3 separate regions of the Homo sapiens genome follow, and regions 1 and 3 are each linked to region 2. The links are chromatin contacts, found by Hi-C or POLR2A ChIA-PET in ENCODE. All regions are on one chromosome and are shown on one strand. The core of a region is the stretch at or near the end of the contact, and the rest is flanking DNA. Distances in the headings are between cores, read along the strand shown.

Region 1 (4,724 bases), core at 701-3,200, 85 kb after region 2:
TCCTTTAATAAAAGAATGTTTTTAAAATAATTTTAAAATTTTGTATTGTTAATTCTACACACACACACACACACACACAAGCTTCATCCATATTTTAAAATCTCTGTCTATAGTAATCACTACCTTTGGGTTTGCAGAATTCTTAGCTAAATTATTCACTTACCTGACCACCCCCCCCCAACAAGCCCCCAAATAAAGTGAATTTCCAACATGGTGTTTGCATTGCTAATTGATGTCTACCTGCAAGATTTTCCAAGTGGAAGGTACAAAGGGAGACGGCAGGTCTCCAAAAACAGATCAGGGCTCCCTAGCCTTTGTGTGTCACCTGTTTCTAAACAGCACAATTAGAGCAATAAATGCTGCAGCCCCGTGTTTGGCCTGACGGGATGATGACCCTGCGGCTCAGCAAGGCCACGTATGACAGACTAACTACTTGAAAAAGGACTCTCTTGAGGGTTACTTAACACAGTCACCTGTTGATTTATGAACACGCACACTCACACATACCTTGTCTCACCCTTTTAATCATATCAATTTGCTGCATCTCAGCAAAAGAAAAAAAAACCGAAACCACTAATTACTCACAAATAAGTCAATGGCAAAGCTCCACATCTGCTCAATCTGGATGGATGAAGTTTGTAAACCACTAACACTTCATTTTCCCCTATTTTGTAATGAATTTTTAATTACATAAGAAATAAGTGAATTCATTCTCTTCTGAAATATTAGGACATTTACTCAAAAGTGCCTTTTGACCACATTCTCCAATTTCTATCCCTCTGAACCCTCCCCTTGGATAGTTTGGGGTTTGGGGATTTAGCCTTGCAGTCCTTTTATATATGGTCTATAGTAGCCTATAGTGCAGCACAGAGAGCGGTATTTCTTCATGAGGGTTTTTCTTGTTTTTCTTTTCTTCTTTCTCTCTCCCTCGCCCTCATTCTTTTCTTACATAAATGGTTTCATACTGCAGTTTCATTCTGCAAATTGCTCATTTTTTTTTTGAGCCTTATCCCAGGCTAGTTCAACTAGATCACTTTTATTTATTTTAACTGCTGTATACAATTCCATCATATAAATACAGCACACACACACTTTACTTATTCCCTGTTTGATTCCCTGTTGATAAACAATCCAATTTTTCACCATCACAAGCAATGCCACCACGTACATAGTCATATCTGACAATCCATGTCCACATGTTCCTCCCACCCAGGCACACCAGGTCCATTGCCACCACACTGAAATGTCAGGCAGCTTGACAATCAAGTCACGTGGTGCCTGGGTCTCAGTTCTCCGCGTTCTGGAACTCGGTGGAGCAGGGCTCTTAGGGTCTTGTGGCCACCTCACCGGGTCAGACTCTCCCCGAGGTGGGAGGACAAGCTAATAGGAGAAACAGGGCCATTTCTTCACCCAACCACTCAGGCTGCCAGACTCATTTTCAGATTCAAATGCAAAATTTCATTATTTCCCCTCAAACCTAAAACCCCACCTAAAGGCGGTTGAGTATTTGGCATTCCCTCTACATTGATCCTGGCTGAGGAGGGCCCGGGGGACTCAGGTCTGAGGAGGACACGTTTTCCAAGGCGGCCCTCCTTCCAGTGCTGCCAGGAGAGGGAAAAGGCACTCAGGGAGTTTTTGCTGGAGATAAGAGCAATTTTTGAAAAAAAGGTAGTAAGGCAGGAGGTGGAGTCTGCCACGGGTCTCTTTCAAACTTGCTACTTTCCATCCCGTTAATACAATCCCGGCCCTGTTTCCCGGCCCCGCGGCCATTGCAGAGTCATGAAGTCATCGCAGCTGCGCCTGCAGCCAGGCGGGAACGGGAACGGGAACTGGCTGGCCGCGGTCCCTTCTGTCCCCCGCCAGCCGGAAATGTCCGCGCGCTGAAAAGCAGACGCTGCCTGCCCGGGGAACGGCGAGAGAGAGCGAGAAAAAAAAAAGCCTGAAGGCGGCGCGGCAGCCAGCGAGAGGGGAGAAACAGATTCACACCCAGGGGCCTCCGGGCAGGGCCCACGGGACTCAGGCCGTGTCCCGCTTGGAATGTGGAGCAGGCGCGGCCTCGGCGTCAGCAGAGCTCCCCTGCATCTCCTCCTGGGGGTGTGGGGGCCGAGTGGGAGAACTGGCGGACAGAGGAAAGGGGCCTCGCTCGCAAGGCCCGGGCGGGGAGGCCTGGCCTCCTGCTCAGTCGGTGCAAATGGAAAAAGAGACGTAAGTGCCAAGTCCCAAAAGAGCAAGTCATGGGCCCCGGCTTTACAATCTGTTTCATGAGTTATTCCTCCAAGCATGCCTGGCAGTCGAGTTTCTTCATTAGTGCTGCAGCAAGCAGATGGGAACATGAGCGCCCGAGAGCATGGAGGCCTCGCAGGCAAGCAGGTGGCAGCCCCCAACATTCTGGGCAGGCTCTGGGGTCGAGGGAGCACGTTCTGATGCTTAAATAGCCTCACCTTTTATCCTGACTGGGGTAGTCCTGTGTGGTGGTTTGGTGCCCGTTTTACACCTAGACCCTCTCTCTACCCCTTGACTCGCTCTCTACCCCTTCATCCATAAGTAATGTCTGCCTCCGCCTGATCCCAGGCTGCCTTTCTGGGGTTCCAGAGACGCTGGTTGTGATGAGCAGCAAAGGGCCTCACTGTCTAAGTCGCCCAGCAGTTCCCTTGTCCTCGGGAAGGCTGCATCTTAATGGAGACCAGGAAAGGTAATGCAGGGATGGAGTCTGGATGAAGACCTGCCAAGTTGCGAGGAAGGTGGAATGGCATAGACACGGCGTTCCAAGCAGCCAGGGTTAGCCAGTCAGCTTTCCCAGTGATAGAAACCTTGTAGGCACTTTATCCTGTGACCCCAACTGTCCTCCTCAGGTGTCAACTTCCTTTCCATTACCATTAACTCCTCTTATTCCAACCACAGCTGTTGTCAACCCTCTCAAACCTCTGAAAAACAGGATAAAAGCCCCAGTGGGTATCAAAATCTCTGCCTTGAAATCCTTTTGAAACAAAGATTGTTATTGAGGGAGGTTTTCAGAATGAAGAGGAGGCTGCTGCCGTCTGAATGTGATGGTATTATTAGGAGGTGGGGCCTTTGGGAAATGATCAGGGCATGAAAGTCCTCATGAGTGGGATCAGTGCCCTTATAAAAAAGGCCCCAGAGAGCTGCCTTGCCCTTCCCACCATATGAGGACACAGGGAAAAGGCACCTTCTATACAAACCAGGAAACAGACCCTCACCAGATGCTGAATCTGCTGGTGCCTTGCTCTTGAGCTTCCCAGCCCCCAGAACTGTGGGAACAAACATCTGTTGCTTATTAGCCACCCAGTGTATGGTATCCTGTTAGAGCAGCCTCAGATGACTAAGGCGGCAACTTTCCATCCCCATGTCTGCAGGCCTCAGCCCCCCTCCCACGAGCATTCTCTTCCTTCTTCATGAACATGGGATTTTGTCGGTCCCCCATAGTCCCCAATCCCTCTAGCACTTTGGTTTCATAATGAAAGACATAAGAGGAAAGAAAGATCGCAGAGAAGCAGCACATGGAAACCATCCTGTCTGGAGCAGAGGAGCGAAGAGAGAGGACAGTCTGGGGTAAGATGTTGCTGAGGAAACCCAATTGGGCTGAGGAGTGGCTGGGCTCACCATCTTCCCTTCTTCTGTCTCCCCCTCCGTGGGACAGTGCTGCTCCCCGTGTCCAAGGTCAGGGACAGGGGACAGGGTGGGATTGCCACTTGGGCAGTGTCAAAAAGAAAATAGAAATTCCTGAGGAATGGCTGAGATTGACATGAAAGACAGCCCTCAAGTGGCCCCCACACATCCCTTTTGGGAACCTTTCCTCTCTTTTACCTGAAGTACCTTCATAAATGAGTGCCTGCTTAATTTGTTTTTTAAAAACGGAGTGAAAAACAGGCAATGTTTATGTCTCAAAGAAGCGTTTCTGATGAAAGCACAATAAATGCAGTTTTGCAGTACCATGCAAAGCAATAAACATGGAGTAGCTTCATACTGTGAGTTTAGGTGTGAAAAACTGTAAATACTCGTTAACAAAATCACCCAACCAAAATCACACGAAAAAAGTGAGCTGTATAACTGCGTATTGGCTATGACCTGGGTGTTTGTATAATCTATCATCCAAACAAGAAGCTGTAGGCACAAATCAAACCATCTAGAACACAGGTCCCACTGGCTACAGCTAAACTTGTCAGAGGTTACATCAGTTGTCAGTGTTGTGATGTATAGTAGCCAGCAGTGAACTCCATGGAAGTAATAATGAAAGGTGAACAGCAAGAACACAGCTGTATCATCATAAAGTCAGCGTTGTGGCTCAGACACAATAAAGCACACCTCTGCTCATTCTCCTCCACAAGCTACTGACAAAACACCGAGGACAACAGGAAACAAATGGCAATATGTGGATTTCACAAAAGAGGAAACCCCACTTCCAGTGACATTGCTTCCTGTCATCTGTTCCTCCTCTAAGAGCAGAAAGCCATCATTCTTCGTCTCCAAATTTTATTTTGGAGGTCATGACACATGGGTTTCCTTGGATCTTTGAAATTTACTTGAAACTTAAGAAGAACAGGCTAGACTGTTTTGTGCATCATGATCACAATGATCAATGATCCTAGGCATTGGGAGAACCCTACTCTTGCCCCCAACAGTTCTGGAAGAGACATCACATCTGCTCTCAAGACAAATCCACAGTACAAGATAGGACATGCTGTCTTTCCATGAGACCATGAGTT
Region 2 (4,356 bases), core at 1,524-4,023:
AAGATTGTCATCTCTAAAACATTCTTTTTTTTCTAGCTGCAGCTTAAAAATCAGGCATTGGGTTGTTTTAAACATGAATGAACATGGAAAGAAAACATAGATATTTAGCATATTATGGCTCCTGACACCGTCCCCGGGGCACTTTCAGTAACCACAACACAGGGACCCTGTAACCTTGAGCTTCAACCATGTTTGAAGACTGCATAAAGGGGTCTTCTACTCAACCTAATCTTAGACTTGGGATTTTCATGATGCTTCCCTTTCACCTTCTCCTTTAAAATCTTTTTATCAATACCTTGTCTCGTTTTCACATATAATATTCTTTACACATGCCCAGCTATTTCTTTATTTTCTTTTTTAAAAAGAGTAAATGCAAATAATAATCTTCTGTTTTAAAACCTTCTCGGTTTTTGAGCCTATCTATCTGGAATTATAGAAATACCCTGTCAGTTTGGTTTCCAAGCCTCCTGCAGAGTGAGACAGGGTCTCACCCTGTCCCAGGCTGGAGTGTAGTGGTGTGATCACGCTTCCCTGCAGCCTCTACCTCCCAGGCTCAAGTGATCCTCCCACCTCAGAATCCTAAGTAGCTGGGACTATGGGTGCATGCCAGCAAGCCTGGCTAGTTTTTCCTTATTTTTTGTAGAGACGGGGTTTTCTGTGGACCTCTCTGGGCATTCTGGTTGCAGTACATTTAGTAAAATGCAGCACAGAACGATGTGTGAAATGCACCTGCTGATGTTGGATGCTACACATGCACTGCTAAGAGTGTATAGCTGTTCCTTTGGAATGCAGAGATTGGGAACCTGAGGCACACGGAACACAGGAATCATAAATGTTGCTCAGAGAAGAATTCTGTGGCATGGGCACTTCAGAAGGAGCTAGTTTAGGGGTGGATGGGAGGGCACGGAATCCAGGTAACCAGGATGTGAAGAGGAATTGGTCAGAAACAACAGATATTTGAGAACAGAAGTGGATAATGGGAGTGAGGGGCGATAGTAGTGACAAATGGCCGTGGAAGGGCCACTGGCAACAAAACTTGCCTACTTCATAATTTTCTCTTGGTCTCAAGTCAATGTTATAATTAATAAGAATTTCAAGACTCAGCTCAAAGTTTAGAGACTCGAGAGAGATGGTTTGGGCTGGGTGCAATGGCTCATGCCTGTAATCCCAGCACTTTGGGAGGCCGAAGTGGGCAGATCACGAGGTCAGGAGATCGAGACCATCCTGGCTAACACGGTGAAACCCCGTCTCTACTAAAAATACAAAAAATTAACCAGGCGTGGTGGCGGGCGCCTGTAGTCCCAGCTACTCGGGAGGCGGAGGCAGGAGAATGGCATGAACTCGGGAGGCGAAGCTTGCAGTGAGCCGAGATTGCACCATTTGCACTCCAGCCTGGGAGACAGAGTGAGACTCCGTCTCACAAAATAAATAAATAAATAAATAAATAAATAAAATTTTTAAAAAAGAGAGAGATGGTTTGGAGGCAAGCATGAGTTTTGGAAATGAATTTTGAGTTCTGCATTGCTGGCTATGTAACATGGGTACAGTTATCCAGCTTTCTTCAGCTCCCATTCCATCATGCAGAAAATAGGGATAGAAATTCCTTAGACATGGGATCACTGCAACAATTAAATATGGTGATAGCTATAAAACTTTTAACAAAGTGCCTGGCCCATGGAAAGCACTAAATAGTTAACCAACCCTATTATTGTTACCATTGTTATTATATCTAGGCAATGATTAAAGTTGTGAGTTTAAGAGAATCCCATTTCTAACTGGTCAAGTACAGTCTGTTCTCCTGCAGTGTGTTGTTTGTGTAATGTGAAGAAGTTCACAAACAAATGGTAAATAGGGAAATGCCATCAGTGTCATAGGAAAATCATGTTAGCTCATGCACAAATTTTCCTGGAAAAGAGGAGACAGAAAGGTAAAAGTAGGATTATAATCTTCGTAGGAAAGGAAAAAATCTCTTAACTTGGCTGCTGCTATCATAGAAGGAGCCCTTTAAGCTATGTTTTTAAAAAAATGAGAAACAAGTTTTTACAGTCAGGCTTTCCTCCTTCCACCCCATGTCAAGATTTGGGCTCCCAACTCTGTGCTGCTCTGGTCTCAGGGCAAGTTGGCAACTTAAGAGTAACCACTTCCGTCCAGACTGGACTCAGCTTTTGCAGCTCTGAGCCAATCCAAGTATTGCGGCTGTCTTCACCCTGGCAGTTTTATTCACTTTTAGTGTCTGTCACCAGGAATGTTCATGATATCTTCCCCAGGTTCCAATCATTGCTTTCCTTGGTGCTCTAGATGAAAAAATGCATGGACACTGAACACTTTGCCTCTTCCCCTTCCTCATCTTTTTTTTTTTTCATAAACTTCGTTATATTTGGTGCAAAAGTTTACAAAATGTGGAGTTTTGGGGGGAATGAATATGTTGCTTTATTTCAAAAATACCTTAAGTGCCATAGGACCTAACGGGAGATCCACTGAGGAATTACTTATCAAACTCTCCTGCAAAATAATTCAAGCCTGAAACTACAGGCTCCAGGTGAAGATCTCCCCTCCATGTAACTCAGTTAATGTCAATGATTGTGGAGGAAAGTCAGGAAGAGTGGAAAGAGATTTTAGAGAAACAACAGCAAGAAATGAGAGGAAAATATGGAAAGTGCTTCTGAGATTATCTTTCTAAAATATAGCCATAAATCATGAAAACATTTTATTCTGTTTTGCAATAGCACACCCACAGACATTCTTTCCAGTTGACTTTTTGATTTGAGGGCTTGTGGGTCATTCACAAAGTACAGCGTGTGTGTGTGTGTGTGTTTGTGTGTGTGTGTTTCCATTATAACCTTGGTTCAACTAAAAATGAAGTGGGATTAGAGTCAACAATCTCTTTGAGTAGTCTGAGAGGCTGGAGCAGGAGCATTGTGATTTAGTGGTTAGAGCTTCTATTAAAGGAACCCTGACAAGGTCATTGTCCTCAAGAATATAGAAGTTTCAGTGAAGACAAAATTTAGGGCTTTCTGTGGCCTTTGATATTTCTATTTTGTTATGTTTTTGTTTTTAATCCAAAGGATATTCAGGATTTACAGTTACTATCATCAGGAACCTCCAACAGATTACCTTTTAAAGCATTAGCAAAGGAGTTAATGTGTGGGCAAGCTCCTATCTCAGGGTGTCAACCTTGCTACTCCCCTCTGCCTGGAATCTGCTGTACTTGAGTATCACACGGTGTATGGGCGAGGCACTCACTGATCACCTTTCCCCAGGCACTCCCTGTCCTCTTTCTTGATTTACTTTTCTGTAGAACGCTCTTACCAGTTAATGCATTCCATATTAATTTTTTTGTTTATGGCTAGCAATTGATCCAGAAAAACTGTTTATAAATTTCGAGGTTATCCAAATTTAAAAGCACCAATTTCCTATTTGTTTTTTTGCTAGGTGAGAAAACACTTTTTACCAGGAGAAAGAGAGAGACAAAGAGAAAAAAGTGGAGAGACAGAAAAATATAGAGACACAAAGAAATAAAGAAACATAATTGGAGAAAATACATTTTTGTAAGCCTTGTTCAGATCCTTCTAAATTACATACCAGAGGCCACCCTAGGCCCAAGATTAAATCATGAATATTCTTAGAAGGTAGGCTGAAAACATATCCTCAAAAGCCACTTTTTGCTTCACAGGTATTGAAAAGGTAACACTTTTTCCCACTCTTGAAGGCACTTTAAATTATAATTAAACCAAAGAGTTTAACATGGATGCTGCACAGTAGTCACTGCACTGGAAAATATACAGCCTATGTGATTTTAGAGCAGGTTTGTAGAACAGAAATAGTACACAATTTTCACAGATCAGCCACAGACAATTTAGGTTAAAAAAATTGCTCAAAAGAGTTGCACTTGAAAACATACTCATAAAAAGGAATGAACTTCGGATACACGCAACACGCATGAATTTCAAATGCATTATTCTAGGTGAAAAAGTCACACTCAAAAGTTTACCTACTGTGTGGTCCTATTGATATGACATCTGGACTAGGAAAAACCATCAGGACAGAAAACAGATTAGTAATTATCAAGGCCTGGGGTCTAAGGAAGGGATGGGTACAAGGGAGCATGAGGGAACCTGTGAACTTGTCCAAACTCATAGAACCATACACTAACAAGAGTGAATCTTACTGTATGTATATCTGCATAAACCTGACTTTAAACAAACTAAATAGCAAACAATAACGATGACAATAAAATGTATGCCCAATAGAAGAACCCAGTAAGAGTGGCTGTCTCTTAGATGGTGAACAGGAAGACTTGGCACAAGGGTGCCATTTTGGAACTTCTTGGATTTTATGCCATCCATATATTCTTCT
Region 3 (4,569 bases), core at 1,193-3,692, 95 kb before region 2:
CCTAGCTTTTGGACTCTTCTCATGTGCAGATTTCTCAAATTTTGAAATAACAAAATCCTTAAAATAATTACTTGGATATGACTCACATTTTTTAGACAGCCTGTTGGATACTTGCTACAAATAATTTCATGTGTCTAATTTAATGGTACAGCTATATAGGGCAAGAAGGAAAAAATAGGAGGGCAGGGAAGCTAAAGAAGAAAGGGAACAGCAAGCAAGGTTTAGATGTAATTGTTTGAGAGTGCTGCCTTAGGAAATAGTAATCTCTTTTGAGGTTTGTAGTCTCGGAATTCTTTTTTTTTTGAGTCAGAGTCTTGCTCTGTCTTCCAGGCTGGAGTGCAGTGGCACAATTTCAACTCACTGCAACCTCTGCCTCCTGGGCTCAAGCAATTCTCCTGCCTCAACCTCCTGAGTAGCTGGGATTACAGGTGTGTGCCACCACACCTGGCTAATTTTTGTATTTTTAGTAGAGACGGAGTTTCACCATGTTGGCCAGCCTGGTCTCGAACTCCTGACCTCAGGTGATCCACCTGCCTCAGCCTCCCAAAGTGCTTGGATTACAGGCTTGAGTCGCGGTGCTCAGCCTAGTCTCTGCATTTTTACTACAGCAAATATTAATGCTTCAATGTCATATATAGCCAGTAAAGCAGAGTCTTCATATTCAAAGTGAAACGTATTTAGGACTGTTTTTTCTCAGTTAACAGTGAAATCAGGGGGGTAACGGTGTTACTAATGATTTCCTATGTATTGACCCAGGGTAGAAAGTTCCTTTCTAGGGGCTGTTGACTTTATGAATCAGGATTATCATCTGAGAGCGCGGGAAGCCTGGTTGGGAGGGTCAGTTGCCAAATAAACAACCTGGGGAACTCTGTGTCTCAAGCAAGAGAAGGACATATTTATTAAACACACATGGTGCTATGGTTTAAATCTGTCTCCCAGTTCAAATTTCATGTCCAATTTTAATCCCTAATGCTGGAGGTAGGGTCTGGTGGGAGGTGACTGCATCATGGGGGCGTTGTTCTCATGAATGGTTTAGCACCACCCATCCTGGTACTGTATAGTGGGCGAGTTCTTACGAGAGATCTGGTTGTTTAAAAGTGTGAGGCACCTTCCTGCTCCCCCTTCCTCCTGCTCTGGCCGTTTGAAGTGCTCTCTGCCACTTTGCCTTCCACCATGTTTGTAAGTTTTCTGGAGGCCTGCCCAGAAGCCGAGCAGATGCCGACACCACGTTCCTGTACAGTCTGTGGAACCATGAGCCAATTACACTTCTTTTCTTTATAAATTACCTGGTCTCAGGTATTTCTTTATAGCAGGGTAAGAACAGACTAATACATTTGGGCAACTGATTTTGCCATTTACATTGCAATTTTATTTTAGTGATTAGCCCAATATTGCACCTTGCAAAACTATCTCCTTCATGGATTTTATTTATTTATTTATTTATTTATTTATTTATTTTGAGACAGAGTCTTGCTCTGTCATCCAGGCTGGAGTGCAGTGGCATGATCTCGGCTCACTGCAACCTTCACCTCCTGGGTTCAAGCAATTCTCCTGCCTCAGCCTCCCCAGTAGCTGGGATTACTGGCGCACACCACCACACCCAGCTAATTTTTGTATTTTTAGTAGAGACAAGGTTTCACTATGTTGGCCAGGCTGGTCTCGAACTCCTGACCTTGTGATCTGCCTGCCTCAGCCTCCCAAAGTGCTGGGATTACAGAGGTGAACCACCACACCCAGCCAAGGATTATCATTATTATTGATGATTAATTTTTTTTTTTTTTTGAGACGGAGTCTCGCTCTGTCACCCAGGCTGGAGTGCAGTGGCATGATCTTGGCTCACTGCAAGCTCCGCCTCCCGAGTTCGTGCCATTCTCCTGCCTCAGCTTCCCGAGTAGCTGGGACTACAGGCGCCCGCCACCACGCCCGGCTAATTTTTTGTATTTTCAGTGGAGACGGGGTTTCACCACGTTAACCAGGATGGTCTCGATCTCCTGACCTCGTGATCCACCTTCCTCGGCCTCCCAAAGTGCTGGGATTACAGGCATAAGCCACCGCACCCGGCCATTGATGATTAATTTTTATTGAGCATTCATATTTTCAGGAGATGTGGTGGGCTGAATACCTACTCTATGCTAGAGTGTACTAGGTTTATATGTGCACCATGCCCTTAATCCTAACATCATTCTACCTATTTGCAGATGCATGGCTTGAGATGCCCAGAGCCATAGTGCTAGCAAGCAACTGGGATATGGAGCTAGATCTCTCTGACTCCAACATCTTGCCTCACTTGCCTCATTGTACATGATGTGCTATCAAGTGCTTACTTTGAGCAGCTGCTGGGAAACAGGTCTGCTGGGGCCTCAAACAATCATTTGGTCTTTAGTCTCTGGTTTAATGTTGGCCAATTATTTTAGCCAACAAACCAAGCAGGTTGGAGGAGTGGGCTGGCTTTGACATCAGCATGTCGAGACTGGCAACCCCGCCTCAGCTCTGATATCATCACGGTGAAGTCAGCCTGGCGTGGCCCCCACTCACAATTCCTGTCAGAATTGTGGTCTAGCCACAAGCCAGACACCGTAGGCTCCAAGAACTGGTAAAAAGCCTGGGCGAAATAGATTGGTGGGAAATGTGCATTCCGTGGGCAGCCAGCTTCCCAAGGCTGCCAACCTTTGCTTTCCTAAAGAGAAAGAAGATTAAGTAGTTAGCTGCCTTGGATTCAGGATGCCAATTTCAACACTACACATGTGCAGAGTGATCCCTTTTGATTGTTTAGGCAACGCTGGAGAGAAATGTGTCTAAAATTATTTTATGTCATTTCAAATGTTCCTATTCTCCATTTTGTGTATGAGCTTCTTGGTGACTTCTTTGAGTCATTCTGATATTTGTGTGCATAGCTAAATGTATATGTGACATAAGCTGTTTTGAGCACCTACATTATAATGTGTCAGGGACAACAGTGCCTCTCTCTTTTCTGAATGTATTTAGCCAGTTAGTGTTAATGTTACCTAAGCTGACACTCCACCATTGTGCCATCGGCTCCAGATCCAGTCCCTGTCCTTCCCCTTCTCTCCCCTCTTCTGTATCACTGAGAGCTTTACCCTGCTGGCTGACTTTCTCAGGCTTCCTTGTAAGCTGTTTTTCAGCAGGGTTTGGCTGAGGGGAGGCACTGGTGAGGGACAAAGGAGAAAGAAAGAAGGGAGAATCCAGGATGTTTTTCCTGTCCCTCTTTGCCTCAAGCAGCATCCCCCGACTCCACACCTCCATTACCCACTTGGCTGCCATAGTTCTCACTGGTTCCTGTGACCTGACCCTTGGGCTCAGGTAACTATGATCTTTCTCTCTGTCCTTCTAGCCTTGGAGACGTGGCAGCTCCCTGCTCATGCAGATCTCTGGGTTACACCGCTGTGCCTGGTTCAGCTTCCTAGCATCTATTATCTATGTAAGGAATTTAATTCTCTCTCTTTGATGTACCCACAGTGGTTTCTGCCTTCTTAGGTGGATCCTGATAAATATAATTACGCTAGTTTTTGTCGCACTTAGGAATGTTTCAGATGCCTATGAATTGCCTTTAAGAGATTTTGGTAAGATATAGTTTAGGGGTCTTTCTTTTAGTTCAACAAACATTCAGTGGGTACCTACTATGCACAACACAAGTTTGTAGGTGAATAGTTATTGATTGTTACACAGCCAGCATCTAAAAAGATGAGACGATCTGAAGAGCGTTCTTTTCAGGTCAGTGGAATGTAATCAGCACAATTGATTTATTGCCTGCACTTAATAAGAGATATTAGGAGACAAAAACATTTATTAATGTTCTTGTTTGATCAGTGTTAATGTCAAGGCTTGTTATACGGGGGTGCCATCAAATCGCCTGCTCGTACATATTCTCACAGAGCACCAAAAATTCCATCCAAATAAATTATTGTTATTATTATTTCAACTGATTCATTTGGCAGGAAAAGTTGGGATCAGAAGAGCAGGTGAGCCATGTTTCCTCCTGCCCTTGATATAGGCAGTCTGGTGTTGAGCTAAGTGAGTGATTAAGACCTTTTTTTTTTTTTTTTGAGACAGAGTCTGGCTCTGTCACCCAGGCTGGAGCACAGTGGGGCCATCTCAGCTCACTGCAAGCTCCGCCTCCCAGGTTCACACCATTCTCCTGCCTCAGCCTCCCAAGTAGCTGGGACTACAGGTGCCTGCCACCACGCCCAGCTAATTTTTTTGTATTTTTAGTAGAGATGGGGTTTCACTGTGTTAGCCAGGATGGTCTCAATCTCCTGACCTCGTGATCTGCCTGCCTCAGCCTCCCAAAGTGCTGGGATTACAGGCATGAGCCACCGCACCCGGCCGATTAAGACCTTTTCTATAGCATCAGGCATTGACCTATGAGACCTGTGAGGTCCACACACTGATAACCAATTCCCTAGGAATGATGAGGAAGACACAGAAGATGGGAGCTATGAGAGCAGCCTTTTGTGATTTTTCATGATGTAACTGATACTTCCTGTGAGCAAATAAGCTACTGGCTAGGTTCATCACAAATGGCCTGTGGTGACTGAAGAGTTGTGCATA

Evidence for each region. Hi-C counts contacts between places; a loop is a spot of excess contacts on that map. ChIA-PET counts read pairs that join two places held with the same protein, here RNA polymerase II (POLR2A). Pooled maps may share reads with other maps.
Region 1: a map of ascending aorta shows a loop between it and region 2 (2.5-fold over the local background). The contact joins the promoter of LINC02872 here to the enhancer-like site in region 2. A Hi-C loop is called at or near these places in 1 of 168 maps with a recorded cell type or tissue (ascending aorta) and 8 of 50 pooled maps. POLR2A ChIA-PET finds 5 or more read pairs at or near these places in 1 of 52 experiments (WTC11).
Region 3: a loop to region 2 is called in a map of tibial artery, with 2.1 times the contacts of the local background. The contact joins two enhancer-like sites. A Hi-C loop is called at or near these places in 1 of 168 maps with a recorded cell type or tissue (tibial artery). POLR2A ChIA-PET finds 5 or more read pairs at or near these places in 1 of 52 experiments (MCF 10A).

The regions. Positions count from the first base shown.
Region 1 is chr9:87,146,694-87,151,417 of GRCh38, forward strand. LINC02872 (long intergenic non-protein coding RNA 2872) reads left to right here and starts at 1,951. Exons shown (of 2, transcript NR_161226.1): 1 at 1,951-2,205. RefSeq lists enhancers at 1,554-2,062, 2,063-2,570.
Region 2 is chr9:87,061,303-87,065,658 of GRCh38, forward strand. All of the region lies in intron 1 of LOC124902196 (a long non-coding RNA gene), which reads left to right. Among named protein-coding and RNA genes, the nearest start is that of LINC02893, 21 kb to the left of the region's middle. Within about 2 kb of position 2,774, at least 6 of the 41 ENCODE cell types and tissues checked have a DNase peak (open chromatin) inside an H3K27ac peak, as active enhancers do; they include ascending aorta, where a contact is called at or near this core.
Region 3 is chr9:86,966,138-86,970,706 of GRCh38, forward strand. The region is part of intron 2 of GAS1RR (GAS1 adjacent regulatory RNA); the gene reads left to right. Among named protein-coding and RNA genes, the nearest start is that of GAS1RR, 20 kb to the left of the region's middle. RefSeq lists an enhancer at 3,792-3,961. Within about 2 kb of position 2,443, at least 4 of the 41 ENCODE cell types and tissues checked have a DNase peak (open chromatin) inside an H3K27ac peak, as active enhancers do.